6 separate regions of the Homo sapiens genome follow, and regions 1, 3, 4, 5 and 6 are each linked to region 2. A link is a loop called in an ENCODE intact Hi-C map of the cell type or tissue named here. Cell type or tissue: chondrocyte. All regions are shown on one strand.

Region 1 (5,000 bases), 340 kb after region 2:
AATAATCACACAGCTAGCAGTGGCAGAGCTGGGACTTGAACCCAAGCAGCCTGGCTCCAGAGCCCCACTTACCTGCCTTCTCATGATATAACATGCCCAGGACAGGCCAGCACGTAGTGGTACCAAAATGCAGGCAGGTTCTTTACCCGGAAGCATATATGCAAGGTTTTGTGTCTGTGTTCATTCTCCTGGAGGGAGAGTCTAGCTCTTGACACCTTCTTGATCCCAGTGGGTTAAGAGCCTCCAACAGTAACATTCAGGAGCCCCGGGGTCTAGCACTGCCTCTATCACTAAGCAGCAGTGTGACGTTGGGCAAGCTGCTTCACCTCTGTGCTTCAGTCTCCTCATCTGTAGAATGGAGGAGGAGCAGTAAACTATGTGATCTCAACAACTTCTTCCAGCTCTAATGTTCTATAGCTCTGAATTAGTTCTATAAATGTCTGAGCCTCTACCCTGCATAAGCCAAGGTGCCTTGCTAGGTCCTGGAGTGACAAGGAGGAAGAAGAGCATCCTGCACCTCAGAGGAGCTTGCCTTCTCATCCAGGAAAACAGCCACTAGGTCTTGTCTCCCTCAAGGACAGCTGGGGGCTGAGAGAGGAGACAGCACCATGATGTTGGGATAGCGCCCTGGGGTGACAGGAGCCACGAAGCCTGTGAGCTGGGTTTTGGACTCAGTCACCCCCTGGGCATTAGGACAACTCTAGGTGCGTCTGGGGGAGGCCTCAAGAGGGAAGTGCTAGCTGTTCTGTCACTATGGCTGTGTGGAGCCCGAACAGTGAGTGGAAAGAAAGTAAGAGACATGATCCCATATGCCCCGCAAGCTGGCTCATGGGTTATGGGTGATATTTATAGACAATACAGCTAGGATAAAGCCTAGAGCAAAAGGCCAGGTCAGCAAATGCTGCTGCCTCTAGTGACAGTGATGAGAATTGTCGCACAGAGGCTGGGATTCGAGACCTATGGTATACTCTCAGGAGTGGCAGTGTTTGGGAGATGGCTAACAGATACGATGAAGGTGCCTCCCTAAATGCATTGAGGAAGTAGCCACCCAAAAGTGCAATCTGTGGCAAATAAGTTGTCATCCTGAGCCGGATCACCTCTGGGTGATCTGATAAAGTTAGTTTTCTAGCCCTACAAGGGAGAAAGCCAGAATGACAGTGACCCAACAACAGGCCAGCGCACTTCCTGCCTGTGTGTATCATGCTCCAGTGCCCAAGAATGGGAGGGAGAGCATTGCTACGGCTCACCATTAAGATTTTAACACCATGAGAGGGTTCCTGGTGTCACTGCATGTCAGTATCACCGTGAGGAAATTCTTGCAGCCTTTAGACCCCAGTGAAGGCAAAAGGAGGCTTTACTTTTTCCAGCCCTCGTTAACCTGACAAATCAACCAGCTGTCTTAGACAAATCTTGGCAAGCGTTTGTCTTGCCTTGTTTATAACAAAACATTTCCCACCCAAGCCTGTGGTCAGGTTTTGTTTTTTAATGAATGGGAATGAGGATATTGCACTGCCTTCTCAGGAACTTCACAGAGAGTCACTACTGTTTCCTGACCTCTCCTTGGGACTTCAGGAAGCGATACTGACCTTAGACCCCAATAAAAGGGGCTTGGGTCCTGTGCCTCAGAGGGCCCTGCCTGACCCTTTCTTTGGCCACGCCTTTCATGAGGGTGGAGTGAGCGGGGCCAAGGAGACACGCTCACCTGGTGCTACACTGTGCCCTGGTGATCTAGGACCCCAAATTCCCTGCCCAAACAGCTGCAGCCTACTTCTAGGGTCCACACAGGTTCTTCCCAGAGTTCATTTTCCCAGGGACTCACAGGGTGTCCAGAAAGCAGCCATTTGCCTGGGGGTATGGGTGAAGCCTGGGCATGCACTCTGGGTGTCCACATGTGTGCTCACAAGGCCACCTGTGTCACGGGATGGACACAGCATTGGGAACAGGAGGATAATGGTCCTCTCCTCACACTGCCATTTTCCTCTGGGGAGCTCCAGCAAGTCTGAACTCTACATTTGAACCTAGCTTTCTAGCTCATGACGAATTTGTAAAACTAGGAAGATAGAATATATTTAACTTAAAATGTTTAGCTTGATGTAAAACTCTTCGATGTCTAGAGTATTGAGCCTCCAATGATATGCAAACCCTGCACCGCCAAAGGTTCAGAGCAGTTGTGTTGGCCAGAAATGATCTTTGTTGTATGCTGAGATTGTACAAAGCAAAGACCCACCTCTAGAGAAGCACTCCTGTTCCTAACTCTGAAGTCAGGATATTTTGAACAGGTAAAACAATGTAAACTGAGATAATCAATTTTAAGTTTATTTTAGAATGATGCCAATGATGTGAGTGTGGCTGTGTGTGTGTGCATGCATATTTGGATGTGTGCGGTTGTGTGTCTATGTGTGTGTGTGTGCGTGCACATGTGTTTGTGTGTATGCATGCATTAATTTTAAAAATGGTAGAAACCAATGTCTAGAGGTCTGAATCAGTGGAAAATGTTATGGTGTCCCCACTGAAAAATTCAAAATTAAAATAATCTTAAATCATCAAAAATTATTCCCCTAGATTCTGATTTTTTTCCATATTGATTATTTCCCTGTTTTGCAGATGAGAAGACTGTGGCTTGGAGACGTTAAGTGACTTACCCAAGGGCACAGAGCTCATGAACCTGAATCAGGGTTCACGCCAAACAGTGTGGCTCTGGGGCCCCGGGCTCCTGTACACTATTCTGCATGATCTCTTGGCCTGGAGAACAGACCCAGGTGGACTGGGGCCATCACTCTGGATGCCCAAAAGATGAGGACTTCTTAGGAAGTTGAGCAGCGAGCACTAGATATTATTAATAGATGTCAATAGCTGCTCAGACATAGTAATCAAATGAATTCTAAGGTCTTGAATGTAAGGAGACTCACCACTTATCCTTCATCCCTTTGCTGGTGACAAGAAGAGACCAAGGTTTGTGATGGTACTGCTGGGGGCTGCCTGTCAGAAAAAGGAAGGCATCCTGCTTGGACCGGTTTCTGCAGAGGAAGGAAAGAAAGGAAACGTCGTCCCCTGGTGGGCATCGTTGGTAGCGGCAGTAGGCAGCCGACCAGCATTAGGTATGAGGAGGATGTTAAGGCAAGGAGGTTTCTCGAGTCCTGGTGAATTATCATGTTGTAACTATCCCATGGCCATTTAAAAGGAATGTGCATTCTGCTTAAAGGATATATATGCGTCTATTAAATCAAGATGCTTTTATTGTTACATTCTTCAAATCCTCTATATTCATATATAAATCCATGCATATGAAAATATATGAATATATAGTCTAAATTCATATATATAGTCTATATTCATATATGTATATATTTCTTGTGTCAATTACGAGGGGCAGAGAGACATGTTAAAATCTCCTGGCTATAATTTTTATTTGTCTATTTTCCTTCATACACTGCTATGGTTTGAATATCCCTTCCAAAACTCATGTTGAAATTTAATTGCCATTGTAACAGTACTAAGAGGTGGAATCTTTAAGAGATAATTAGGCCATGAGGACTCCACTGTCTCGAATGGATTAGTGTTGCTATCATGGGAATAGTTTCGCTATAAAAGAGTGAAGAAAGACCCCCTTTTCTCTCTCACCCTCTCTTGCCCTTCTGTCTTCTGCCATGGGATGACACAGAAAGAAGGCTTCACCAAATGCTGGTGCCTTGATCTTGGACTTCCCAGCTTCCAGATGTGAGAGAAATAAATCTGTGTTCATTATAAATGACCCAGTCTCAGGTAATCTGTTTAGCAGAAAAAACAGACTAAGATTCCCCCAGCTGTTTTTGCTTCAGATATTTAAATACATTCAAATACGGTGTTGCTATTTGCAGTGTACAGTATGTTACTCAACACAAAAAAAAGTTTTCTACTGTGATGTCTTCACTGTGGATTGGGCTTTTTGTGTAAACTAGGCCCCTAAACCTTTGACCCTGTCCTGTTCTTCCTTCCGTTACATTTGCTTAATTGTTTCTTTGCACATTCACTCCTTTATCATTTACATTTCTGCTATTTGATATGTATCTTTTGTACAGCAGACAATGGATTTCATTTTTTGACTCAATCTGAAACCCTCCCTTAAAAATTATAATAGTTTAGTCCATTCATATTTATGTTGAAAACATATATTTAGTCATACTTCTTTTTTTTTTTTTTGAGATGGAGTTTCGCTCTTGTGCAATGGCACTATCTTGGCTCACTGCAATCTCCGCCTCCCAGGTTCAAGTGATTCTCCTGCCTCAGCCTCCAAAATAGCTGGGATTACAGAAGCATACCACCACACCTGGCTAATTTTGTATTTTTAGTACAGATGGGGTTTCATCATGTTGGTAAGGCTGGTCTCAAACTCCTGACCTCAAGTGATCCTCCTGCCTTGGCCTCCCAAAGTGCTGGGATTACAGGCGTGAGTCACCACGCTCGGCCTAGTCATGCTTCTACTTGGTGTTCTGCTTTTCATTTTTAAAATGTTCCCTTGCCTTTCCCCCCTTTTTTCTGACTTTTGGTGTATAAATTAATTTTTAAGAGCTTTATGGAGGTACAGTTGACATGCAATAAATAGCACATATTTATGTATATCAATGTATATAACAATTTCTGATATATGTGTACACCCATGAAACTATCACCACAGGTAACGCACATCTCCATCACCCCCAAAGGCTTCCCCGTGCCCCTTAGTAATCCCTCCGCCCCACATGACACCCACCCCTATCATCACTGATCTATTTCCTGTCACTCTAGATTAGTCTACTTTTTCTAGGATTTTATGTAAATGGAATCATACAGTATATACTTCTCTTTGGCTTCTCTCTCTGAGCATTATTATTTTGAGATTCATCTATATTGCAGCGTGCATCAAGAATGTATTCCTTTCATTGTGGAGTGTTATTCCAATATATAGGTATATCACAGTTTATTCACCAGTTGATGGGAATTTGGGTCACTTCAAGTTTTTAGCTATTACAAATAAAACTGCT
Region 2 (5,000 bases):
TGCAAGGCGTCGCGTGGTGGCTGAGGGAAGGGCCCGGAACCCACCCGCTGAGAAGGGGGTCCTGGTTCGGCCCCAGCCCCGCTACCTGCATCTTCCGGATGTTCTCTCTTTCCAGACTCTTCACCATGGACTCCACCGCCTCCTGCACCCGGAGCTGCTGCAGCTCAGCCATGGCGACCCCGCGCTGCCCCGCGGCGCTCCGCGCCGGCGCCCATATGGAATCGGCGTACGGGCCCGCCCCCTCACCGCCCTTCGCCGCCCTTCGCCGCCTGCCCTTCCAGGGCCCACGCCCCCCCCTGGCGGCCGAACGGAGCCACTGCATGCTGGTGTCCGCGAGCCCACCGCCCTCCTCCCGCTTGGGAACCGGTCACTGGGACACCTGCCCTGCGGCTGCTGCCTGCCTTTCCTCCTCCCTCCCATGTCCCTCCCTTTACATTCTTTAAAATTATTTAATGTAATTTACATACAGATAAATGCCCAGATCTTAGGCGTGCTGCTTGATGAGTTTTAACAAACCCTGTCCGCCGGGCGCAGTGGCTTACGCCTGTAATCCCAGCACTTTGGGAGGCCGTGGGCAGGTGGATGACCTGAGCTCAGGAATTTGAGACCAGCCTGGCCAACCTGGCGAAACCCCGTCCCTACTAAAAATACAAAAATTAGCCGGGTGTGGTGGCACATGCCTGTAGTCCCAGCTATTTGGGAGGCTGAGGCAGGAGAATTGCTTGAACCCGGGAGGGAGAGGTTGCAGTGAGCCGAAATCACGCCATTGCACTCCAGCCTGGACGACAGAGTGAGACTCTGTCTCTAAACAACAATAAAAACCCAAACTCTGTCTTGTCCCAATCTCCGTCCTTTCTACCCCATCTCCCCACCCCTGCCCTAACTGGTCTGCTTCTGTCACTGTAGATTACATTTTCTCTTTCTAGAATGTCATATGTATGTTATTATCCAATAAGTACTCCTTTTCTGTCTGGCTTTTTTAGCATATTGCTGAAAAATACTTAGCCTAATGCTTTCGAGATTGAGCTGTGTTGTTGGTTCTTTTTTGCTGCTGAGTAGTATTCTATTGAATGGACATACCACATTTGTCGTTGTTGTTTTTTGAGACAGGGTCTTACTCTGTCACCCAGGCTGGAGTGCAGTGATGTGGTCTCGGCTCATGCAGCCTCCACCTCCCTGGTTCAAGTGATTCTCATGCCTCAGCCTCCCGAGTAGCTGGGATTACAGGCATGTGCCACCACGTCTGGCTAATTTTTTTTTTTTTTTTGTAGACACGGGGTTTCACCATGTTAGCCAAGCTGGTCTCCAACTCCTGAGCTCAAGGGATCCACACACCTCGGCCTCCCAAAGTGCTGAGATTGCAGGCATGAGGCATCGGTCCCGGCCCACATTTGTTGATCCATTCCCCTGCTGATGGGTGTTTGGGTCTTTTCCACTTAGTAGCTATTATGAATAAAGTGGTGACTATGAACATCCTTGACCATTTTTTTTTTCTTTTGGAGATGGGATCTTGCTATGTTGTCCAGGCTGGTCTCAAACTCCAGGCCTCAAGCTATCCTCCTGCCTCTGCCTATCAAAGGGATTACGGGTATGCACCACCACCCAGTCCTGGACCAAGTCTTTTGTAGACACAGATTTTCTTTTCTTTTGGGTAAATATCTAGAAATGGGATTGTTGGATCACAGGGTAGATGTATGTTTATGCATTTATTTCTCATAAAAAATGAACTTCAGAGACAAAGCAGGGGCTACAGATCATCAATGAAGCAGTCATCAATGAAGCACTTACATGCCAGCAACATGAAACTGTTTCTGAATTCCTGGAGCAGTTTTTTTTTTGGAATGCCTCACTGTCCCACCCATAACAGTACTGTCGTGTGCATTCATTTATCGAATACATTAGCTAGGGGTGCGGGTCCAGAGGGGAGTGTCAGTGGAGAAGGGAAACACACTCCGTGGAGAAGGGGAAGGGGCAGTGTTGGAAGAGGTGTGCTGGAGGAGGTGGTCCAGGCTGGCAAGGAGGGAGTGAGCCATCCGGGTTCCTCAGGAAAGTTTTCTTAGAGGAGATAAGGCTTGAATTGAGGCTTTGAATTGAATTGAAATGAGTGGGTGTTTGCTTGGCATATGGGGCTGAAGAGAAAGCCATGTCAGGCATGGGGGTGCAAGGTGGGGGTGGGGGAGGAACAAAGGAATGGGGCCGTCATTAGAATTTAACGATTTTCTGCCATTGGGCGCTAGATGGCAGGAGAACTCTAGTTTAGGGCAGTGGGGAGTTTGACTCAACCCAAGCTTCTTTGAAGAAAGCTATGTTTTGATTGGGCACGGTGGCTCACGCCTGTAATCCCAGCACTTTGGGGAGCTGAGGCAGGTGGATCACCTGAGGTCAGGAGTTCAGGAGTTTGAGACCAGCCTGGCCAACATGGTGAAACCCCATCTCTACTAAAAGCACAAAAATTAGCCGGGCGTGGTGGCAGGCACTTGTAGTCTTGGCTACTTTGGGAGGCTGAGACAGGAGAATCGCTTGAATCCGGGAGGTAGAGGTTGCAGCGAGCTGAGATCACGTCACTGCACTCCAGCTTGGGCAACAAAGTGAGACTCTGTCTCAAAAAAAATAAAATAAAAAATAAAAGCAAGCAAGCAAGCAAGCAAGCAAGCAAGCAAGCAACCAAACAAGCTGTGTTCTTCCAGCGCCAGGCCCTCTCTAGTGAGTACAAGTGTGAGTATCTCCCCATAAATCACAGTTCAGGGTCTTGAGACAGCCTGTTCACTTCAAGCTCGACTACAAGTGGCTCCCAGCAGCAGCTGGAATCAGGGCGACACCAACTATTAAATAATGTGCCAGACAGTGTTTTAAGTGCCTTCCACGGGATGATCTCATTTAATTTCCATGACAAAGCACCCTATGAGGTGGGTACTTTACTCTCCTCTCTTCTCTCACTCAGGGCAGAAAACTGAGGCCTAGGGAGATGAAACCACTTGCCAGAGATTGCACATTTATAAACTGGTGGAGCTGGAATTCCAATCCTGATGGGCTAACTCCAGACTAGAAAAAGTAGGAAATCTCTATTGTGACTGACTTAATGTTTATACTTATGTCCCATATTCCACAGAAAGTTCTTTCTTTCTTCTTTATAGCACAATCTGAAACTACTCACTTCTCCCTCTTATTCCTAAAATGCCAGACAGAACCTCTCCAACAGCTCCTACTTGTAGGAGCCAAGTTAATCATGCTAAAATGAGTTTAAAAGTCCTTGAGTAATGCAGCCTTGTTAGTTTCTATACACAAATTGAATGGTACTTTTAGTATTTACGAAAAATGATTCTTGGCTGGGGCGGTGGCTCACATCTGTAATTCCAGCACATTGGGAGGCCGAGGCGGGCAGATCACTTGGGGCTGGGAGCTTGAGACCAGCCTGGCCAACGTGGTGAAACCCCCATCTCTACTAAAAATATAAAAACATTAGCTGGGCATAGCGGCACACACCTGCAATCACAGCTACTCAGAGGCTGAGGTGGGAGAATCACTTGCACTCAGGAGGTGGAGGTTGCAGTGAGCTGAGATGGTGCCACTGCACTCCAGCATGGGTGACAGAGCGAGACTCTCCCTCAAAAAAAAAAAACAAAAAAACAAAAAAACAGAAAAAAAAAAACCCAGAAAAAAAAAAAAGAAAAATGATTCCTGACTTCCAGTTAGTTGGCTGTGGAAATCCCATGGGAGTCATGGTGGAAGCAGAGTTTAATCTCATGTTAGGAAGCTCAGATACCTGTCTGTGCTATTACCCTGGTGCTTTGAGGGTGGGAAATGAGGTTTCAGGATTATCTGGCTCAAGCCTGGGCTGACTCACTGGAAACAAGTCACAGCTCTTTCAGGATCCTGGGTAGTCAGTTCTGTCATCTTGATTCCTTTCCCACCTCTCCTGCATGCCATCCTGTGAACGCAGGCCCCGCAGTGCCAGAGACAAATGGTGGCACAAGAGGGACTAGGGCTCTTTCCTATTTTCTCATGTTCAGGATGTGGGTGAGATAAATGGGGGCCAGGAGGCCCGGGATGAGGGGAGGAAGTGAATTTTGCTAGATGCTGCTACCTTTTCTAACCCTCAGGTTAGCAATGGGTGGTAGCCAGAAACCCAGCTATGGCCAACCTTGGTTAAAGACTTCCAGATGAAACTTTATCAATCAAACTGATAATTTAGAAAGCAATTCTCATGTTATCACTTGTTTTTAAATTAATGCCAACAAGAATGAGATTGAAGTGTTATCACTCTCTAGTCATGACACTCCTTGGTCGATTATGATGCCTTGCTGGGGAAAAGAAAACTCACAAGCAAAGAACACTGTCTTCTGCAGAATGAAGAATTCAGTCAACTTTTTGGAAGTCACAAGTACTTTTTAAAAATATATTCAATTGCTGGCCGGGCATGATGACTCACGCCTGTATTCCCAGCACTTTGGGAGGCCAAGGCGGGTGGATCACTTGAGGCCAGGAGTTCGAGACCAGCCTGGCCAACATGGCGAAACCCCGCCTCTACTAAGAATACAAAAATTAGCTGGGCGTGGTGGCGAATGCCTGTAATACCAGGTACTCAGGAGGCTGAGACATGAGAATCACTTGAACCCGAGAGGCAGAGATTGCAGTGAACCGAGATCACGCCACTGCACTCCAGCCTGTGCGATAGAGACCTTGTCTCAGGTTAAAAAAAAAAAAAAAATATATATATATGTACACACACACACACCCCCCCACACAATTGCTTCAGAGCTCTCTGCCAAAAAAATACATATATATTCAAAACTTTGGTTGAATAATTATTTTATATATGTATATTATTAAATATAAAATAAAGCAAATGTTTTATGATTATAAATATCCAATTATGTAAATATCTCTTGAATCTATTCACATCTCTCTAGCTTACTGTTATCACCCTAAAGCCACTATTATTATTATTATTGCCTGGCCTACTACAGTTGATCCTGTTTAAATCTTCCTATTGTGGCTAG
Region 3 (5,000 bases), 560 kb after region 2:
AGCTAAGTAAGCTTCTTTTCTGTGTAAATTACTCAGTCTCAGGTCCTCTGTTATAGTAACACAAAATGGATTAAGTCAGATAGGTCCATTTGGTATAGAGTGCAGTTTAACTCTGATGTTTGTTTGTTATTTTCTGTCTGGATAATCTGTCTATTACTGAAAGTGGGTGTTGAAGTTGCCTAATATTATATTGCAGTCTATATTTCCCTTTAAATCAATTAATATTTTCTTTATACATTTGGGTGCTCTGATATTGGAATGCATAGTTACAATTATTATACCCTCTTGCTAAATTGACTCCTTTATAACCTCTTGCTGAATTGACTCCTTTATCATTATATAATGACCTTCTTTGTTTTTCTTTACACTTTTTGACTTAAAGCCTATTTTATCTGATATGAGTATAGTTACTCTTGCCCCTTTTTTTGCTTCCATTTGTATAAAATATCTTTTTCTAACTCTTCATTTCCAGTCTGTATGTTCCCTTATAGGTGAAGTGAGTTTCTTGTAGGCAGCACATAGTTGGGTCTTATTTTTTTAAAGCATGCAGCCATTTATGTCTTTTAATTGGGGATTTAGTCCATTTATATTCAATGTTATTTTGATAGGTAAGGACTTACTACTGGCATTTTTGTTACTTGCTTTCTGGTTATTTTGTAAGTCTTCTTTTTCTTTCTTCCTTTCTTGCTCTCTTCCTTCGTGGTTAAGTGATATGTCTGGTAGTATGTTTTTAATTCCTTGCTTTTTATTTTTAGTGTATCTATTACAGGTTTTTGCTTTGTGGTTACTGGGTAATTTATAAAGGAAAGAGGTTTAATTGACTTACAGTTCTACATGGCTGGGGAAGCCTCAGGAAACTTACAATCTTGGTGGAAGGCAAAGGAGAAGCAAGTGCCTTCTTCACAAGGTGGCAGGAAAGAGAGAGAGTGAAGAGTGACAGGTGCACTAAAATCTCAGCCTTCACCACTATACAATTCATCCTTGTAACCAAAAACCAGTTGTACTCCCAAAGCTATTGAAATTTAAAAATACTTTTTAAGAAAAGAGACTGGCATTTCTCCTGCTCCCTCTCTTGCCACATGACATGCCTGCTCCCCCTCCACCTTCCACCATGAGTAAAAGCTTCCTGAGGCTTCATCAGAAGCTGAGCAGATGCTCGTATAACCTGCAGAACTATATGCCTCTTTTCTTTATAAATTACCCAGTCTCAGGTATTCCTTTATAGCAATGAAAAATGGACCACTACAAGAAGGAAGCTGTCCACTCTAGAAAAGACCCATGGCTCATCTCAGCCAGCCCTGCCTATGAGCAAGGCACAGCACATCCTCCCAGGAGCAGAAAAGGCAGATGCCACAGGGGGAGTGTGGCATCTCCACTGGGCGGGATGTTACTGGGGTCTTCCAGCCCCACTGACTTCTCGCCCAGTGCTTCTTCCAGTGGAGCAGCATGGAGCAGGGATAAAGCTCACTGTCCAGGTGGCACCGCTTTGTGGAGCACTATGGCAGGACACAGTCACCTCTGGAGACTGGGACAGAGACAAGGAGAGAAGATACCTGATCTCAGCTCACCTTGATCCTCCATGCCGCTCTCCTCCTTACTTGCAAATCCTCCTCCTAAACCAGTCCCAGAGGCCAAGCCAGGAGATCACACCTATAAGGGTTCTGGCTTTGTGGTCATTGCCAGGTCTTTATGTCCATTACCTTTGAAGAAAATCTAAATCAGTTTCTAAAATTGAAATCAAACCACGTCTCTTCCCTGCTTAAGAGGTTTCCATAGCTTTCCTTCCTCCATGGGGAAAAGTAGACTGAAGAACCCCAAGAAAGCCTGGTAGCTGAGGCCATCAGTGGCTCCTGAACTCAGTCCGGTATTAGTGCAGTCACAGGCGATCAGCATGTTAATCAAACCCATCTATAAATGTTTATGTTCCTGACGCTCCATTTTAAAAGGCAGATAACATAGAATATATTTTAGAAGATGTGGAGCAGATGTTAGTAGCAGATGCTAGAGAAGCAGGAAAGTGCAGGGGTGAAGACCTGGGCTCTGAAACCAGACTGACTGAGTTGGAGTCTTCGTTTCCCAGTACTGCGTGGCGTTGGGCAAGTGTCCAGACCCTTTGCCTCGTTCCCTTATATATAAAATAGGGGATGAGATATCATCTAACTTATGGGATTGTTTTGAGGGTCAACAAGTTAATACCTGTTTTAGAATGCTTGTGAGAATGCCCGGCACTGGATAAGCGAATGTTGGGTATTATTAAATAACATAGCCGGGCATGGTGGCGCATGCCTGTAGTCCCAGCTACTCAGGAGGCTGAAGAGAGAGGATCGCTTGAACCCAGGAGTTCGAGTCCAGTCTGGGCAACCTAGTGAGACCCTACCTCAAACATATTTTTAAATAAATAATAATAAAAAAAATGTTTTCAACAACGGAGGCACACAGACTTGACTTCCCACACTGCATTTTGCTTGCCCCCGGCCCTAAACATACCCCTAAGCTGCGATCCACTGCCTCTTCCCTCACGAGCATAGACCCCTCCCCACCACTCCTTTGGTCATATTTTGGGAAAGAGTCCTTAAATTAAGTTCCCTTTAGCGCTGCTCTTATAGGACATGGACATCCACAAGCTTGATCTTTCTCCCTGCCTAATTCACACCCAGGCTCAGATATGGATCTGTCCTTCCCTTTAAACATCTGGTCATTAAGAAAAGTTCATGTCGAGAACGCCAGAGTCCACAAGAGTGCGGGATTCCTGAGATCCCTGCCGAAGCGGCTCCCTGGCATTACAATTCCGCCGGCGCTCTCTCCCTCAGTGACCTGTAGATGGCGCCATTGCCTCTGCCTGGGCACAGAAGGGCTCCTGCCGCTTGGAGTTCTGTTTTCACTATGCGTGTGAATCTGGTCCTCCTTAGGTATTTGTTGGACTGAATGATAGTTATAATGGAATCCTGGCCTTCCAGGAATCCCCGACCCCCTCAATGAATGTAGTAGTAATATTAGTCATCTCATTCCTACATTTCACTCCCTAGGCCAGGACCCCTGAGATTTCAGTAAAGGTATAAATTTGCTGAATTCTTTGAACCAAGCGCCAGGTGCTGGCTTCATGGAAGGCAGAAAATTGCTTGCCTTGTCCCCAATGAGCACACATGAGTAATCAGTCTTCGTCTTCCGGATGTAGCCAGGGTAGCAATGGCCTCGATCCCACCAGCTGGTGACTATTAAATATGCCAAGCCCTGACAGGTTCAGTCCTGAGAGTCCGGAACCTCTAGGAATGCCGGGGGTTCTTGTTACAAAGAGAGCCGAGAAACAGGAGTCAGGTGGCAGTGACACTCCATGCTTCCCCTACTCCACCAAAGCTGTTCTTGCCACAGTCACGGTGAACTGACCCTCCTGTTTACAAATTCAACTGGCATTTTCCTATCTGTTGATTTTTTTTTACCTCTTGGTGACATTCTTTCCCACTCACACTCCCTCACAAGGCCCCATTTCTTGGATACTTGTGGCCTCACGCACTCCTGGTCTTCTCCTGTTTGGAACCTCCAGGAGTTCCTTCTCTCTCACCTCTCCCCTAGATGCTGGACTTGCTGATAGGTCCGTTCTTATTCCTCTTCCCTGCTCTCCACACAGATTCTCCCTGGACAATCTCCTTCCTCCCCACCTCACTCCCCAATTCTCTTTCAGTCTAAACCAGTCCCCCAGACTTATGAATCCAGCTACCACTGGCCCTCTTTGCTTGCTTGCCACATGAACTCTTCAAAAACAATAAATCCATACCTGAACCCGGCCCCAGCACCTGACCACCACATCCCTATCCCCACCCCAGCCAACAAGTCTGACCCTGGTTCTGTGCTCCAGTCTCCCGAGCCAGACAGTCAAGTATCACCCTTGACTCCTGTGTTAGTTTTCTACGGTTGCTGTAACAAATTATCACAAACCAGGCGGCTTAAAACAACAGAGAGTGACCCTCTCATCGTTCGGAAGGCCAGAAGTCTGAAAAACTGTCAGCTGCATTGTGCTCCCTCCAAAATCTCCAGGGGAGAATCCTTCCTCACCTCTTCCAGCTTCAGGCATTCCCTGGCTCCTCCGTGTCTGATTCCAGCCTCTGCCCCCATCTTCACATGGCCATCTCTTCTGTCTCTATGCATCCTCTTCTAAGAAAGCTCTCCTTGGATTTAGAGCCCATCCTAAGCCAGTATGATCTCATCTTTATCTTTACCTCAATCATATCAGCTAAGATCCTATTTCCAAATAAGGTCTCATTCTGAGGTTCTGGGTGGACATGAATTTGGAGGGGATGCCATTCAACCCACTGTAATTCCTCCACTTCCCCGCCACAATCTAATTTAATGCATGCTACCTGGGTTTTTTGTTTGTTTGTTTGTTTGGGTTTTTTGTCTGTTTGTTTGCTTTTTGTTTTTTCAAGACAGAGTTTTTGCTCTTGTCGCCCAAGCTGAAGTGCAATGGCACGATCTCGGCTCACTGCAACCTCCACCTCCTTGGTTCAAGCAATTCTCTTGCCTCAGCTTCCTGAGTAACTGGGATTACAGGCACCTGCCACCACTCCTGGCTAATTTTTTGTATTTTTAGTAGAAACGGGGTTTCACCATATTGGTCACGCTGGTCTTGAATTCCTGACCTCAGGTGATCCACCCACCTTGGCCTCCCAAAGTGCTGGGATTATAGCCATGAGCCACCGCACCCAGCTGCTACCTGCGTTTTTGTTTTTCTATTCTTTCTTTCTTTTTTTTTTTTTGAGACAGAGTCTCCCTCTGTTGCCCAGGCTGGAGTGCAATGGCGGCATCTCAGCTCACTGCAACCTCCGCCTGCTGGGTCCAAGCGATTCTTGTGCATCAGCCTCCTGCGTAACTGGGATTACAGGCACCCACCACCACACCTGGCTAGTTTTTGTATTTTTAGTAGAGATGCAGTTTCACCATGTTGACCAGGCTGGTCTCAAACTCCTGACCTCAGGTGATCTGCCCATCTTGGCCTCCCAAAGTGC
Region 4 (5,000 bases), 310 kb after region 2:
AATGATGTTCCAGTCATGGGGAATTGCCATAAGTCCCTGGGCCTACCACTGACTGTTTCTCACTCACCTCTCTGGATTCCCACCCTGTTTGTTTGGGGCCTTTAGAGACGTTCCTTAGTGTCTTGAAAGCATGTGTTTGAAAACATTTTTTAGTCAGGCATGTAGTCGTGGTCTGTATTGTGCATTGTGGTATAAAGTAGGTTTGACTGTAAATCCATACCTCCCACCCAGATGGCTACATATGTCCTAGGAACTGTCCCCAAAGTCGTCATTGTCTTCATCAGTTGCCATCTTAAGGTTGGCACCCTCGGGATTGTAACATTGTGACTTAACCAAATTCTAGGAGCTTTTTTCCTTTCCTACTTCTCTTTCCCCTCCTTCCTTCTTCCTTTTGGCTGAACACACATTAGCAGAATAGAATATTCCACCCCTCTGTATAGCACTCCCAGAACCCCCCACTCCAGGAGTAGTTAGGGGACCACCATGTAACAGCACAATATTGCCAAAACTTGCTCTTCCTTTGTGTAAGAGGAAGGTGTCTGGCCATTAAGCTGGTGGCCAAAGACCTTAACTGTCTTGGTCTGTAGAGGCTGCTGTAACAGAGTGCCACCGTCTGGATGGCCTATCAGCAACAGAAATTGGTTCTCACACTCCTGGAAGCTGGAAGTCCCAGATCAAGATGCTGGCAGATTTGGTGTCTGGTGAGGACCTGCTTCCTGGCCCAAAGACGGATGTCTTCTAGCTTTGTCCTCACATGGCAGGAGGAGGCAGAGAGCCCTCTGGAGTCTCTTATAAAGGTACTAATACTGTCAGCCTCCATCCTCAGGACTGAATCACCTCACAAAGACCCCACCTCCCAATATCATTACACTGGGGGTTAGGTTGTCAATATATGAATTTAGGGGAACATAAACATTCAGTTTATTGCACCCACAAATGAGTCCCACTCAATAATTCATACTGTAAACTCCAGTCCAGCCTTTGCTTAGATAGACACAGTGTGTGCCAATGACCTCACATCTCTAGCAAGGCTAGGAGATCCAGAGGCTGGAAGCACCCCAGGAGCCTCTTGCCTAACTGTGTGTTCTGCTGATGGTTCAGGAAATCCATATACAGTACTACCAAAGGTTCCAGAGATCCATAAAGCACTATTTTTACAACGTGAACTTCTTCAACTAAACCCTCTAGTCCTGTATAGCCCAAGTCCGGTGACTCAGTTTGTAAAGGGTTAATTACTTGTGGAGTTCTTCTCTGCCTTGGAAAGTAAAGAAAGCAAGGAAAGCAGGTGACAGGAAGCTAACAGCAGCCCCTCTAGCTGTCTTTGCAGGAGAACCTCCTATTGCAGTTAGGTAGCCCTTGCAGGGTATCTGGCTGGAGGTCAGGTTTCCCTTGGAACACCCCCTTGCTCAGCTCACTAAGGGCAGCAGGGTTCCTCCTGGAGAGCTTTTCTGGAGGAGCCACCAGGTGTGAGCCACTTATGGCTAGCCACATCCGGAGTTCAGACAATTCATCTGGTGTGAAACCTCTTCTGGGAATATTCTCCTAACTCAGCAGAGTGGAGTGAGTAACCTGCTCCCAGGTGCCTGTCACAGCTTGACAGGTCAGCCTGACCTCACATCTAGAAGGCAGGTAGTAAAGCTCAGGGAGTGTTGCAACCTTGGTTTATAACCACAGCACGTGTCCAAGGTAGACAGAATGGAAGCGCTGAGCCTGATACTCCACAGGGCTCACTCCTGAGAGCCAGGCCAGCCTCTGGGGATGACAGGGGGTCCCACCCGCTTCGCTGTGATACCGGCCCAGCCTGCCTGGGAGCCACTGCTCCCCAAGCAGGGCAGAGCATAAACAGTGCACCTTGGACACACCAGCATGGAATGCATGGGGGCACTCCTCGCTTCTGGGTGCCCTGTGCGTTTTGTTCTCCTGCATCTTCAAGGAAGAGAGGAACACTCTGGAAATAGAAGACTCAGGGAAGAAGCCCTTTACTCCTCATAGGGCGTGAGTGTTTTTAGCCCACCAAGTCCTGTGGCCCAGAACCTGGGTCCCACCATGACAGAAAGATAAAGTGTATCTTTTCAGAGAGGACCTCAGATGACTGTGGCATGGTGCTTGGCATTTCCTGAGAAATGTTGCATCCAGCCAGCCTAAGTCTGTGCATCAAAGGTTGTGAGCCACCATCTTGAAGATCACAGTTGCTAAAACAGAAATTAAGTGACAGGGAGGTGACAGGTTATAATGTATCAATAAGGACAAACAGGGTAGAAGGAATCAACCTCAGCCTGGAAAAATTCAGACCCTGCAGTTGTTGGCAAAGAAAAAGGCGTCCATGGTCTGGCTGAAAGGCTGACTTGCTGGAACACTCCAGGGAACTGGGCGCAGAGAGTGTCAGAACTGTTCACAACATTCTAAACCCAGTCCCAGTTTGGGCCTAACCTTAAGCAAGGACTGGCTTAGGGAATCTGTTTTCCACATCTTGGAAAAGGGTTTGATGATACCTACTACTTGGATGTGCACTGAAGGATTTAATTAATGTTTGCAAAGCACTTTGAGATGCAGTTGTAGGGCCCACAGCCAAAAACATAGCCAGCTTGTTTAGATTGGCAGTAAAAAAGTTAAGCACTCTTTACTAATTAACACCCTATTAGTATAACAGCAATATCCATGTTGAGTTACTCAAGACCGTGTTTATTTTCACCACTCTGTGTAGTTTGGTTTCTAAGCTAAGGAAGTCTGAACTTACCTGGTGGTGTGAGGTAATCAATTACTGAAACCTCCCTTCAAGCCAAACTCTACCGACAAAGAAATATGCTAAGATGGGTGCATGCCAGGAAATGCCAGTCAAACAGGTGCCTGTTGGGGAAAGACCATAACCAGAAACCCTGGCAAATATTTCCCAAACCAAAGCTCCCTGGACTCCAGAATGCAGTTCCTGGGAGGAGCCTGGCTGGGCATGAGGAGGGTGCCACCTGCTGGCACCAGGGTGTATTTTCTGTGATTTGCAAGCCCACGTGCAAGTGTCTGCAGGAACAGAATTTAAGACAATTGGCCAGGTGCGGTGGCTCACGCCTGTAACCCCAGAACTCTAGGAGGCTGAGGTGGGCGGATCACCTGAGGTCAGGAGTTCGAGACCAGCATGGCCAACATGGTGAAACCCTGTCTCTACTAATCAGTTGGGCGTGGTGGCGCATGCCTGTAATCCCAGCTACTTGGGAGGCTGAGGCAGGAGAATCACTTGAACCTGGGAGGCAGAGGTTGTGGTGAGCCGAGATCGTGCCACTGCACTCCAGCCTGGGAGACAGAGCAAGACTCCACCTCAAAAAAATTATTAGACCCACCTCCATTTCTATAAATGGCAATAAAGTCCAACATAACCATTATGGGAAAGTAAAATACACAAATATAGGCCTGTGCGATGTAGTATACCTGGAAAGTTTAGAAAGGAGCAGAGGTTGCTTTTTGCAGCTAATAATCTTGCAATAACAATGGCAGATTTATAAATTGTACTTCAGTCGGGACCTACGTTTTATCTAATTCTATTTAACATATAAATATCTCTTAATTAAGCTGTGTTCACCAATTGAAAATGTCTACACTGGATTTGGCACAGCAATAAATTATGCTTGCATTAATTTTCATCAATGTCGAATTTGTTGGCTTCAAAACATTTTTTGGTGTGCTACCAGCCCTAAAGAGGTTATGAAGTTGAGAGTAGAACTGTCAACACAGGCATAATCCACTAAGTAAGTAGCTAATGATTGCTAGACAATAGATGAATAGCCAAACATTGAGAGTAGCCAACCTGTACACAAATAAATTAATCTCTGAATCAATTCATTCAGAAGGTGAGGAAGTGAGCCGTGCAGATATCGGAGGGCAAACTGCACAAGTCAGAGGGCACAGCAATGGAAAGGTGCTAAGGAGGGAGTGTTCCTGGCATCCTAAGGAGGAGCAGGGAGCCAGTCCTAGAGTAGAGTGAGTGGGGCCCTTTCAACCTGGACATGTGGAGCAGTCTTGAGTCCAACCAGAAGCTGGGAGTCCGGTCTGGCCCAGCCTACCCCACCCCAAATCACAGCCAATCTATAGACCTAGGAGCATGGAAATAAATTATCAGGGTTGTAAGTCACTGAAATTGTAAGACCATTTGTTATGCAGCATTATTATAGCAATAGCTGACAAACACATTAATCTAATAATCACCCTATTGTACTAGCAGATGAGATCATACAGGTAATGGGGGTGAAGGGCAGATTTATAAGGTCTTGTAGCCAGTAATGGAGGAAGAACACCAGGAGAGTGGTGTTCAGAGATCAAATGAAGAAAGAATGTTAAAGAAGACAGCAGGACCCAAAGTATCAAATGCTACAGATAAGAGAGTGACCATATACTTTACTATACAAAGTATGGCACTTTTAAAGTCGAAAAAGGGCACCCAACTTTGGCAGGACAACAATAAGCTAGGGATGTTCTGGGCGAACTGAGATGTGTGGTCAAGTAAAGTGAGAATTGAGGTTTGAACACAGATTTAGCAACTAAGAAGTCACTGATAATCTCCCCAAGAGCAGTTTTGGTGAACTAGAGGGTTGAGTTTAGTCCAGTTGGATTGAGTTCAAGAAAAAGTGGTAAGAGTGTGAGTACAGGCAACTTTTCTGAGAAACGTTGCTGTAAATGAGAAAAGTAAATGGGGAAATAGCTAAAGGGAGATGTGAAAACAATATTTGGCATTTTTTTAATAGGAGAAGGATATAAATGTTTATTTGCTGATGGGAATGATGCAGCTAACAGGAGAAAGTTTGTGATAAGAGGGAGAGGGAGAAATGCTATGTGAGGCCCTTGAGTATAGGAGAGAGGCTGGGATCTGATGGACAAATGAGGGTGTCGTCCTCTGCTAGGATCAGGATCCACTCATCCAAGGAATAAGATGGAAGGCAAGGAGTAGACACAGAGTGAGAGATGATGGAATGTTTCTTTTAATTTTGTCAGTGAAACTGAAAGCAAATTCGTCA
Region 5 (5,000 bases), 640 kb after region 2:
AAAGGAAAGGTGAGTACATTAATGAGATAAATGAATGAATAAATGTTAGCATGACTAGCTATGCACCTGTCAAAACCTGAGCCAACAATATTAAATAAATCAGACCCATTCTTTGCTAACAAACAGATTCTGAGTTCATACGGACATTACCACTTGACCCCCCAGTGTAAGGGACGCCCCAGGAGGAAGTGTGGCTGAGTAGTTAAGTGCAGCACACTGGGTTTGGATTTTAATCCCAGATCCATCCCACTCTTTTCTGCTAGCTACATGCCAACCCTAGATCAACAGCATTAGCACTGCCCAGGAACGTGTTAGAAATACAAATTCTTGGGCTCCACCTCAGACTGACAGAATCAGAAGCTCTGGGGGTAGGGCCCAGAAGTCTGTCCTCACAAGCCTTCCAGGTGAACTGATGCTCAAGTTAGAGAACCATCAATCTCGGATTGTAAATCCCAGTTTCCTCATCTATTAAATAATAATAGGATTATTGTGAGGTTCACATCAGACAAATGTAGTATTATTCTCCCTTGAGAATAGCCAGCAATGTTTCTGCCTGGAATGCAGAAATGCTAATAAGCCTGATTCAACAGTTGGTGCCACCTCCTGCCCCCTCTCCACCTCCACCACACTCTCCACCAGACCTGCCATTCTCCATGGGACCCAGTGTGGCATGGAGTCGGAACCTATACAGGTGTCCATTTTCTCCACTGTAAAATGAGGCCGATCTAGGAAACCAGAACTAGGTCCCCAGACCTGTGGTTTTGCGACTATCGGATGCATCTGTAGCTTTGGCAGAGAAAAATAATTGGGTGGTGGAGGCACCTCTCCCCATCCCTCTCCGTTGCCCCTACCCCTTTCCCTCTACCAGGATTTGGCAAATGCTACAATTCTGTTTCTACAGCGCCACCTTCTGCCCACATTGAATCACACAGGCAATTACTCTTCCTGCTTCCGTCCTCAAATGTAAGAACATTTGAGGGAAGAATTTTGTGTAGATCAGAGGTTCTTAGCCCAAGGAATTAGGCCCTTGAAATTGTGTGCAGACCTTTGAAGGTATGCATGAATGTGCCTGTGCATTTTTCTGGTAGGAGTTTCTACAGTTTCGTCTGATTTTTCAGGGTTCGTGACCCAGAAAAGTCTAACTCTCTGATTTGTATAAGTTGAACAAGCATCAGAATATCAGGGGTGCAGGGGGCTTGTTAACAGGCAGATTGCTAGGCCCCACCCCAGAGCTCTGATTCAGCATGCCTGGGGTAGGAGGCCCAAGAATGTACATTTCTATCAAGTTCCTAGGTGATGCTGCTGGTATGGGGACCACACGGAGAACCTCTGTTCTAGAGAATCTTCTGACTCCTGTAGTCTGTGATTCAAATTGGTCCCTGTTTGAGAATTGGAGTAAGCACTCACCTTAACCACCAGACTCCATCCCCAATGTCTGTGGCTGCTTTCAAAAGAGTCTGCATCAGCTCTGAAGACAATTTCCAAAGAGGAGCCTCCGCACTGCCCTGGCCATTGTCAGCAGGAGGGACCTTAGAGGCAGCATTCCTGTGCACAAATCCCGACAGGCTTGCTAAGAACTTCCAGTCCTCCGTGTGTAGACAGCAGCTCCCCTGTGCCTGGCCACTTGCTGGTTGAGAGCTCAGTTGAATCTCCAGCACGGGGTTACATTGCACTGAGTCATGCCCTCTTCCTGCAGCCCTCTTAGTAACCGACATCAACCGAGTTGATGGGATCAGGCCTGCTCAGTATGCGGCTGGGAAATAGGGCCCCTTAAGATACAAGCTCCTGGACTAGCTATCCCCCACGGGAATTCTCCCAGGTACCCACTGCCATAACTGGTCATGAGATCCCACCACCAACAACAATAACGACGAACATCCAGCACACACTTAGAGCCTGGGGCTCTTCCTAAAGGTTCCAGACACTACACCCTCCATGCCTGAGTGTGAAAACCTGATGGCCCTTCCCCAGATCTGACCACAATTTCTGCCATTTAAAGTTCATTTTCTCTGATTTTGTCCTTCAGGGACACAGAACGCACCACTCTCCTCTCCACTCTCCTCTCCTGCCACCCTCCCTCTCTCACCCACATAAACTCACATGAAAATGATCACTTTTTTTTTTTCTTTTTGAGACGGAGTCTTGCTCTGTCGCCAGGCTGAAGTGCAATGGCACGATCTCTGCTCACTGCATCCTTCTTCTCCCGGGTTCAAGCGATTTTCCTGCCTCAGCCTCCCGAGTAGCTAGGACTACAGAAAATGATCACTTTTAAATCACTCCACCGCCTGATTTCTTTGGGGCACACTCTGGCCTGTGTTCTGTACAGCAACTTTTCCCCTGAGGTTGAAACAGCCCTCCGTCACCTCCAGGGAGATGACAAATAATGAGGCAGGGCCCGTTTCGTATCGAAACACAGGTTATCAGAGTGGGAGAGGAAAACGAGCCGGGACGTGTGTTCCACGCGTTTCCCAGGCCCTCGCTGTCCGTGCTCCTGGGCTCCCTCTTGTGGTTGAGAACCCAAGACGCCTGGGTGTTCGGAGCTCCTCCCACCTCGGAGCCCTCCTCCCCGGCCGGCCTAGTGCTGAAGCCCCCACTCCGCAAGGCTGAGGGGTGGTTTGGGGAACCACAGGTCACCTTCCTGGCATCCTCTTCACAGGACAAGGGAGGACTCAAGGTAGCGCTCCCTTCCGTGTGATTGTCAGGGCTGCAAACCTAGTCTCAAGTTCGACCAGCAGGGGTTCCCTGGCGGAGTGGTCCCTACTTGGTCACACCTTGCTGGGGAATTGGACCCTCCGCCCCAACCCGCAAGCCCTTAAGGTCACTAGTTTGTGGCCAGTAGGTGATATAACGATAGTAATGATGATGATAATCACCAGCACTGTGCTGTAACATGTCCTAAAAATGTATTATATTTTAATTGCAAAAATAATACATGCTCCTTGTAACTTAGTGAAAAAGAGGAAAGACACGTAAAGTTAACTATCTGCCCCTAACCGCTTTATTCTCAGCCCCGAAAGACCCTGCTGAATACGCTCAAACACAGGCAAATATGTTAGAGGTTGACCTCGGGGTCAGTCCCTTGAGAGCCAAGGGACTGACAGTGGATCCACTGACAGTGTCAGCGGATACACATTTTACGCATTCTTTTGGATACTGGCATAGCAGGCGATAGTATGGATGTACTGTAACTTACTCAATAGTCCCATTATTGACAGACATTCGTATGTTCTCAGGTTTTGCCATTACAAATAGTACAATATTGTATCCCTTTTAAACGGACGCTTTTGTGGTTATAGGATAGATTCCCAGAAGTGGAATTGCTGGTTCAAGTACTTTTTTATTTCAAATTAGATATTGACAATTTGGGGCAAGATGGCTTGCCCAGAAGGGTTGTGGTAATTCACATTTCCACCAACCAGGTATGAGAGGACCCACTTCCCCACATCCTTGCTGGCCCTGAATATGTTCTCTCTGTAGTTTTACCTATCTAATAAATGAAAACTAGTACTGTCTCGCTTTTATTTACATTTCTCTGATAACTAGGAAAGTTGAGTGTCTGTCCATATGTTTACCATTTTGATTTTGCTTCCTTCTCCGTGAAATCTTCCTACCAAGCAAGTTGTGCATACGGGAGCTCCTTGTTTATTGCTCACAGGCTATCTTTTGCAACAATAAATGAAACAAAGATTTCATCTATTGTGTCTCTGCCATACAGAAGTTTGAAATACTCATATGATCAAATATTTTTTGTTTATACCTTCTGAATTTCTTGTCTTGCTTAAAGACATTGCTCATCTGTCTTTTAATTGGATTATTCAGAAAGATAGGAAAGAAGAAAAGCTCTTCCAGTATTTTTTAAAAATTGTTTTTACTTTATATTTAAATTTTTTTTACATGCCTGGAATGTATTTGGGTTTATGATGTGGTTATCTTCTAACTAGATATCCTCTTATGTTCTATATATTATTTCCCCTCTGAGAATTAATTAATATACAACATTTGTTCTATAATAGTCCTATAAAATCTGGGATCTCCTTCTGGACTTTTTTTCTTTCCTACTGATCCATTTGTCTACCTCATATCAATTTACTGCTTGACTTCAGTAGCTTTATAACAAGTTTTAATATCTGAAAAGGCAAGTCCTCTATCTCTGATCTTTTTCATAACTACTTTGGCTATTCTCAGACATTTATGTGAACTTTAAAATAATTTTATTAAATTTTAAAATAAACAATAATCCATTAGGGTTGGATCAAATTTATATACTTTTCAAAAGGATTAATGTTTTTATGCTAGTAACTAAGAACATTAAGACAATAATGTTCTTCATTGTTTAGGACTTGTTTTATGTTATTCCATAATTTTTTTTTGTACCTTTCTTGTTATATTTATTTCTAGCTATTTTATGAGTTTTGGCCCTATTGCAGATGGGATGGTTTTCTCCGTTGCCTCTTCTAACTGGTTACTACTAAAATAGAAAAAAAAGGAGGGGGGGAATGATTTTTAAATATTTATCTTATAAACAGCCAAATTATCTTATTCATTCTAAAACCTTCTTTCTAAACCAGAACCTCTTGAGTCTTTCTAAATGTATAATATAATCTGCAAATAAAGGGAATTATGTCTCTTTTTCCGTCAGTATACTTTTACTTTACTTTTTATTTTGAAACAATTTCAATTTTATAAAAATTTGCAAAGATAAAAATAGTAGTAGGAACATCCATGTCACCAACGGTTAATATATTATCTCATTTGCTCTATCATTTGCTCTCCATGTGTGACTGTGTGTGCATAATTTTTTCCTGATTTTTTTTTTTTTTTTTTTTTTTTTTTGAGACGGAGTTTCACTCTTGTTGCCCAGGCTGGAGTGCAGTGGCAAAATCTTGGCTCACTGCAACCTCCAGCTCCCCGGTTCAAGCGATTCTTCTGCCTCAGCCTCCCGAGAAGCTGAGATTACAGGCGCCCTCTACCACGCCTGGCTAATTTTTGTATTTTTAGTA
Region 6 (5,000 bases), 670 kb after region 2:
CCAAGTTCCCCCACCCTGCTCCCATTCATGAGCGAGCACGCTGCCTGGCCACAGTGAAAGTGTCAGCTTCCACAGCCTAGGCCCATCTTAGGGTGTGTTCCTGCTCAGACAAATGGATCTCAGCACTCCAAGCATGATTCTTTAGTTTCACGTACCTGGCCATTTCTCTGGGGTGTACCACTCCTCCTGGAAGACAGCACAGGGCCAGGTTCCAATGTCCCCTGGGTCTTCACAGTGCCCCTAGCCCACACAGCTCTTTTCTGGGACTATCCCACTGGTTCTAATTCTTTTACCCAATAGAGGCTTTAACCTCAGGAGTTTTTACTAGTCAAGCTTCAGTTGAAAGTGACAGAAGCTCAATCTAAACTAGCTTAAGCTTCAAGAGGATCCTGGGGTGGTTTAGAGAATAGATGAGGAGCATCTGGCCTTGGGCACTGGCCCTGGAGTGTACAGACAGTGCCTCTCTAGGTTCTCCCCCAACTGCTCCCTGATGGACCTGCTCCCCTCAGCCTTCCATCTCCCTTGCCTGGAGCTGTAGAACCAGTTAATCTGGAGCCACACCCTTACCATCACCTTCCAAAGAAGAAATTGAACCCTTCTCTGGGCATTTTCTGCTGTCTGCCCTTCTCATGGTCCAGCTTCTGTTGTTCCACCAGGCGTTATCTGTTTGCCCAGCTGCATGGCTGTGACCAAGGGTCTTTAGGATAACACATTCTCTCCCCCCGGGGACTCTGCTAGTTTCCTGTTTCTTCCTCCCTTACTCTATTGACCCTTCTCCCTCAAAATCACCTGCAGCCTCTTGCCTCCCTGACTGAGGCAGAAAGGCCTTAAAGTGGTTCTCAACCCTGGCTACACACGAGAATCACCTGGAGAACTTTACAAATACCAATGCCCAGGCCCCAAACCAGATGAATTAATCAGAATCTGTAGGGGTAAGACCCCTGCATTGGTGTTTGTACAGCCAGGGTTGCAAAACACTGGTATAGAGATGTAAGATACCCCAGTTCAAGATAGTGAGGATGAACTTGGAGAGGTACTGAGATGCTCTCTCCAACCCCACCACATACACAGGGTCCTGTTGTAATTATTAGAATCCTAACACCCCAGAAGCAACAATAGCCCAGGAAATCTTCAAACTGTATCCCTGAAAAGCACTGTCACTTTATCTCAACTTGAAGCCAGTTGCTAAGGCCCTACCTGGGGCAGATAGCCAGCATGATTTGCTAGTTTTGAAGGTGTTTGCCAGGTATGCTGAGTCCTGGCTACTGGGGTTGGCAGACAAGTGCGCTCTCAGAAGACAGTACCCTGGAAAGGGAGAAACGTGATTCTGGGTGGATAATCTGTATTCTTGTCCCTCTCTGCAGGTCACTGTGGTCTTAGGGGACCTTCTGTCCTTTTCTTAGGGGAAATACCTGGAACGCTGGGGTACAGAGGAGAGACCATGGTAGGGGTGGAGTGATGTAGTCAGATATGCCCAGAGTTGACCCTGGAGCCACAGGAGCCTTCTGATAAACTTGGGGTCATTCCTGTTGAGAAGGGATGAGAATGTGGATGGCTCAGTAAGACAACACTGATTCAAGCAACAGTTATTGCTTAGCTACTCTATATTCTAAAAAGTCAAAAGGCAAACTGAGGAAAATATTGACAACAAATATAACATACATAAAGGGTCACTATGCTAATAAGTTTTACAGATCAGTAAGAAACACATTAAGGCCCTCAAAGAACCATGTGAGTAAAAGAATTCCTAGAAGACAAAACCACTGATAATTAAATGTTTAACCCTTGTTGGTAATCAAAGAGCCACATTAGAACATCATTTCCACTACCAAATTAGTGAACATTTACTTAAAATCCTAATATCTGATGCTAGCAATGGTTTGAATAGTTCTTCTTTGAGTAATAGCAGATTCACAGGTAGTGCTTCTCTGCTAGCACTGTTCTCATTGTTTGCATTCCTTCATTCCTTGTAAAGTAGGTGCTATTATCCCCATTTTGCTGCTGTAGCAACTTGTAGGGACCAGCCCCACAGGGTGGGTGGGTTTTTCTCCCCGTGTGCGGAGATGAGAGATTGTAGAAATAAAGACACAAGACAAAGAGATAAAAGAAAAGACAGCTGGGCCCGGGGGACCACTACCACCAAGAGGGCAGAGATCGGTAGTGGCCCCGAATGCCTGGCTGTGCTGTTATTTATTGGATACAAGGCAAAAGGGGCAGGGTAAGGAGTGTGAGTCATCTCCAATGATTGATAAGGTCACGTGAGTCACGTGTCCACCGGACAGGGGGCCCTTCCCTGCTTGGCAGCCGAGGTGGGTGGGGGTGGGGGCGGGGACAGGGGGAGGGAGAGAGAGAGAGAGAGAGAGGACAGCTTACGCCATTATTTCTGTGTATCAGAGACTTTTAGTACTTTCACTAATTTTGCTACTGCTATCTAGAAGGCAGAGCCAGATGTACAGGATGGAACATGAAAGTGAAACAGGAGTGTGACCGCTGAAGTACAGCGTCACAGGGAGATGTTTAGGCCTCCAGATAACTGTGGGCGGGCCTGACTGATGTCAAGCCCTCCACAAAAGGTGGTGGAGTAAAGTCTTCTCTAAACTCCCCCTGGGAAAGGGAGACTCCCTTTCCCGGTCTGCTAAGTAGCGGGTGCTTTTCCTTTGCATTGATGCTACCGCTAGACCACGGTCCGCCAGACCAGGGTCCGCCAGACCACGGTCCACTTGGTAACCGGCGTCTTCCCAGACGCTGGCATTACCGCTAGATCAAGGAGCCCTCTGGTGGCCCTGTCCGGACATAACAGAAGGCTCGCACTCTTGTCTTCTGGTCACTTCTCACTATGTCCCTTTGGTTCCTATCTCTCTATGGCCTGGTTTTTCCTAGGTTATGATTATAGAGCGAGGATTATTACAATATTGGAATAAAGAGTAATTGCTACAAACTAATGATTAACGATATTCATATATAATCACGTCTATGATCTAGATCTAGATCTAGTATAACTCTTGTTGTTTTGTATATTTTATTATACTGGAACAGCTTGTGCCCTCGGTCTCTTGCCTTGGCACCTGGGTGGCTTGCCGCCCACAGAAACTAAGTCAGATAACTTGCCAAAAGCCACACTGCTGATGTGCAGCGCACCCGCTTCACTGCAGGTGGAAGTGGAAGTGAATAATAACCTTCCTGGAAGGCAGTCTGCAAGCCCATATTGACAGCTGAAAAATATTCATTCCCTTTCACCTAGTGATTCGACTCCCAGGAATCCATTCTAAGAAAACAACCAGAGTTGAGCCATTTCGTTCTTGGCAGCACATGTGAAACAATGGCACATCCATTATGACGCTGGGCTCTGGTTGCGTCATAATGTACGTTTAGTATGTGGAGTGACAATGGGCGCTAGCTCGTAATATAATGCTATTAATAAACGAAAAGAGATACAAAAAATAGTCATGATATGCATATATATTGCAATAAACCATGATTTCTGTGCGTGGTGGGATGGTAATTTTTAATTTCCACATTGAATATTTCTGTTTTCTACTTATTAGTTTGATAATCGGAAACAAAAGCCAAGTGTCTTTGTTGTTTGTGTGTTTGATGCTGAGTTTCCCGGGCAGCAGGACTGGGAGGTTGAGTGGGGGTTTTGGCTCAGACCGGGAGCAGAGCGGCGGGTGGGGAGCGGCAGGCGGGCAGGGTCCCCGGAGGCCCCCGGGCTCTGCCCCTCCAGCTAGAGAGGCAGCCGAACCCTAGCGGCCTGGAAGGGGCCGGGAAACCGCGGCCAGCTGGCAAGGAGTGGCCCCCGGGGGCGGGGCGCCGGCGGGTGTGTGAGTAGCCCGCCCGGCCCGGGTCCGAGTTCCAGCCCCGCGATGGCCTCCGCGGGCAGCACCGCTCGGCGGGCGGGCTCCGGAAGCTGGCACTCAGAAAGGGGAGAAGGGAGAGGTGCTCGGCCGCAGCCAACTCCAAGTGGCTCCATGCAGCAGGCGAACAAAGTCTCCTTGAAGGCCACCTGGACTGACGCGGAGTCCAAGCAGCCCAGGTGGGTAGCGGGAGAAGGTGTCCCGGCTGCAGGGAGCGAGAACCCGGCCCAGCGCCTCCCTGGTGGGCAGGGCCTGGAGCGGGCGGGGGCGGAGGCTGCGGCCCGAGAAGCCAGCAGAGACAGGCTGGGGCCAGGGATCGCCTCCCGAGAGGTGCCTAGGCCGTGGCCCAGAGTCGCTTCCCCACTGCCCCGCCCACCAGCCAGGCGGGGGCCAGGGATCGCCTCCCGAGAGGTGCCCGGGCCGTGGCCCAGAGTCGCTTCCCCACTGCCCCGCCCTCCAGCCAGCCCCTGCCCGACCTCGCAGACCACCTCAGTGCGCAGGCGACTGCCCTCGCCAGGCCGCGCCGCCCTGCCTCGCTCACCCCGCCCCGCGCTGACCCCAGCCCCAGCAAGGAGTCCGACCAGACGGCAATCGACCAGACGGCGATCGGGAGCTACTACCAGCTGTTCGCAGCGGCTGTGGGCAACGTGGAATGGCTGCGATTCTGTCTGAACCAGAGCCTCAGGGAAATCCCCACCGACGACAAGGTAAGGTCTTGAGTGTTGGGGCAAAGACCGAGGTCCCTCTCCCGCTACGCTGCTCGGAGTGGTCACCTGGAGAAGAGATATCCTTTTCTGGGTAGATCTTCCTAATTTAACTCATCTTCTGGCTGTGGAAGGACCATTTTGGGGGCAGGGAGGTTGGGTGGGCTGATGAACACACACTGGTTAATTAGCAAAAGGGTGTGAGCATTCCTGGGGACACAGGGAAGAAAGTGAAGGTAACCCCAATAAATTTATATAAATTGTGGACCCTGGGACCTCAGTCCCACTCAGCCTCCTCCTGCCTGCTCTGAACCTCACAGGGCTTCACTGCCATCCACTTCGCCGCCCAATGGGGCAAGCTTGCATGCCTGCAGGTCCTGGTAGAGGAGTACAAGTTTCCCGTGGACCTGCTGACCAACAATAGCCAGACACCCCTGCACCT

Evidence for each region. A loop is a pair of places that touch in the nucleus more often than their neighbours do. Peaks named below come from ENCODE experiments on the same cell type or tissue, not always from the same donor. Only the 100,000 strongest peaks of a DNase experiment are listed, where the experiment ranks them.
Region 1: it touches region 2 in a loop (9-fold over the local background); 47 of 110 quality-filtered maps call a loop at or near these places.
Region 3: it touches region 2 in a loop (4-fold over the local background); 13 of 110 quality-filtered maps call a loop at or near these places.
Region 4: a loop joins it to region 2, with 9 times the contacts of the local background. A loop is called at or near these places in 54 of 110 quality-filtered maps.
Region 5: a loop joins it to region 2, with 3.0 times the contacts of the local background. A loop is called at or near these places in 22 of 110 quality-filtered maps.
Region 6: a loop joins it to region 2, with 4 times the contacts of the local background. A loop is called at or near these places in 2 of 110 quality-filtered maps.

What each region holds. Positions count from the first base shown.
Region 1 is chr2:70,645,014-70,650,013 of GRCh38, forward strand. No RefSeq gene overlaps it. Among named protein-coding and RNA genes, the nearest start is that of TGFA, 94 kb to the left of the region's middle. In chondrocyte, CTCF peaks have their summits at 3,061 (motif pointing left) and 3,261; no DNase peak of the experiment used is centred here.
Region 2 is chr2:70,301,840-70,306,839 of GRCh38, forward strand. FAM136A (family with sequence similarity 136 member A) reads right to left here and starts at 228. Exons shown (of 3, transcript NM_001329752.2): 1 at 1-228. The coding sequence starts at 172. RefSeq lists an enhancer at 1-462 and silencers at 148-417, 2,221-2,350. In chondrocyte, CTCF peaks have their summits at 304 (motif pointing left), 520, 2,236 (motif pointing right) and 2,447; a DNase peak (open chromatin) is centred at 292.
Region 3 is chr2:70,859,203-70,864,202 of GRCh38, forward strand. No RefSeq gene overlaps it. Among named protein-coding and RNA genes, the nearest start is that of CD207, 26 kb to the left of the region's middle. In chondrocyte, CTCF peaks have their summits at 2,806 (motif pointing right) and 3,014; no DNase peak of the experiment used is centred here.
Region 4 is chr2:70,614,819-70,619,818 of GRCh38, forward strand. No RefSeq gene overlaps it. Among named protein-coding and RNA genes, the nearest start is that of TGFA, 63 kb to the left of the region's middle. In chondrocyte, CTCF peaks have their summits at 2,972 (motif pointing left) and 3,178; no DNase peak of the experiment used is centred here.
Region 5 is chr2:70,946,127-70,951,126 of GRCh38, forward strand. All of the region lies in intron 2 of ATP6V1B1 (ATPase H+ transporting V1 subunit B1), which reads left to right. It overlaps ATP6V1B1-AS1 (ATP6V1B1 antisense RNA 1), which reads right to left and starts at 2,485. Exons shown (of 2, transcript NR_110274.1): 1 at 2,101-2,485. In chondrocyte, CTCF peaks have their summits at 905 (motif pointing left), 1,106, 2,544 (motif pointing left) and 2,827; a DNase peak (open chromatin) is centred at 2,528.
Region 6 is chr2:70,974,783-70,979,782 of GRCh38, forward strand. ANKRD53 (ankyrin repeat domain 53) reads left to right here and starts at 3,848. Exons shown (of 6, transcript NM_001115116.2): 1 at 3,848-4,033; 2 at 4,315-4,561; 3 at 4,879-5,000. The coding sequence starts at 3,864. It overlaps LOC105374795 (a long non-coding RNA gene), which reads right to left. Exons shown (of 2, transcript XR_001739534.2): 2 at 1-1,526. RefSeq lists an enhancer at 2,478-2,747 and silencers at 3,775-3,864, 4,225-4,284. In chondrocyte, CTCF peaks have their summits at 2,762 (motif pointing left), 2,966, 4,030 and 4,233; no DNase peak of the experiment used is centred here.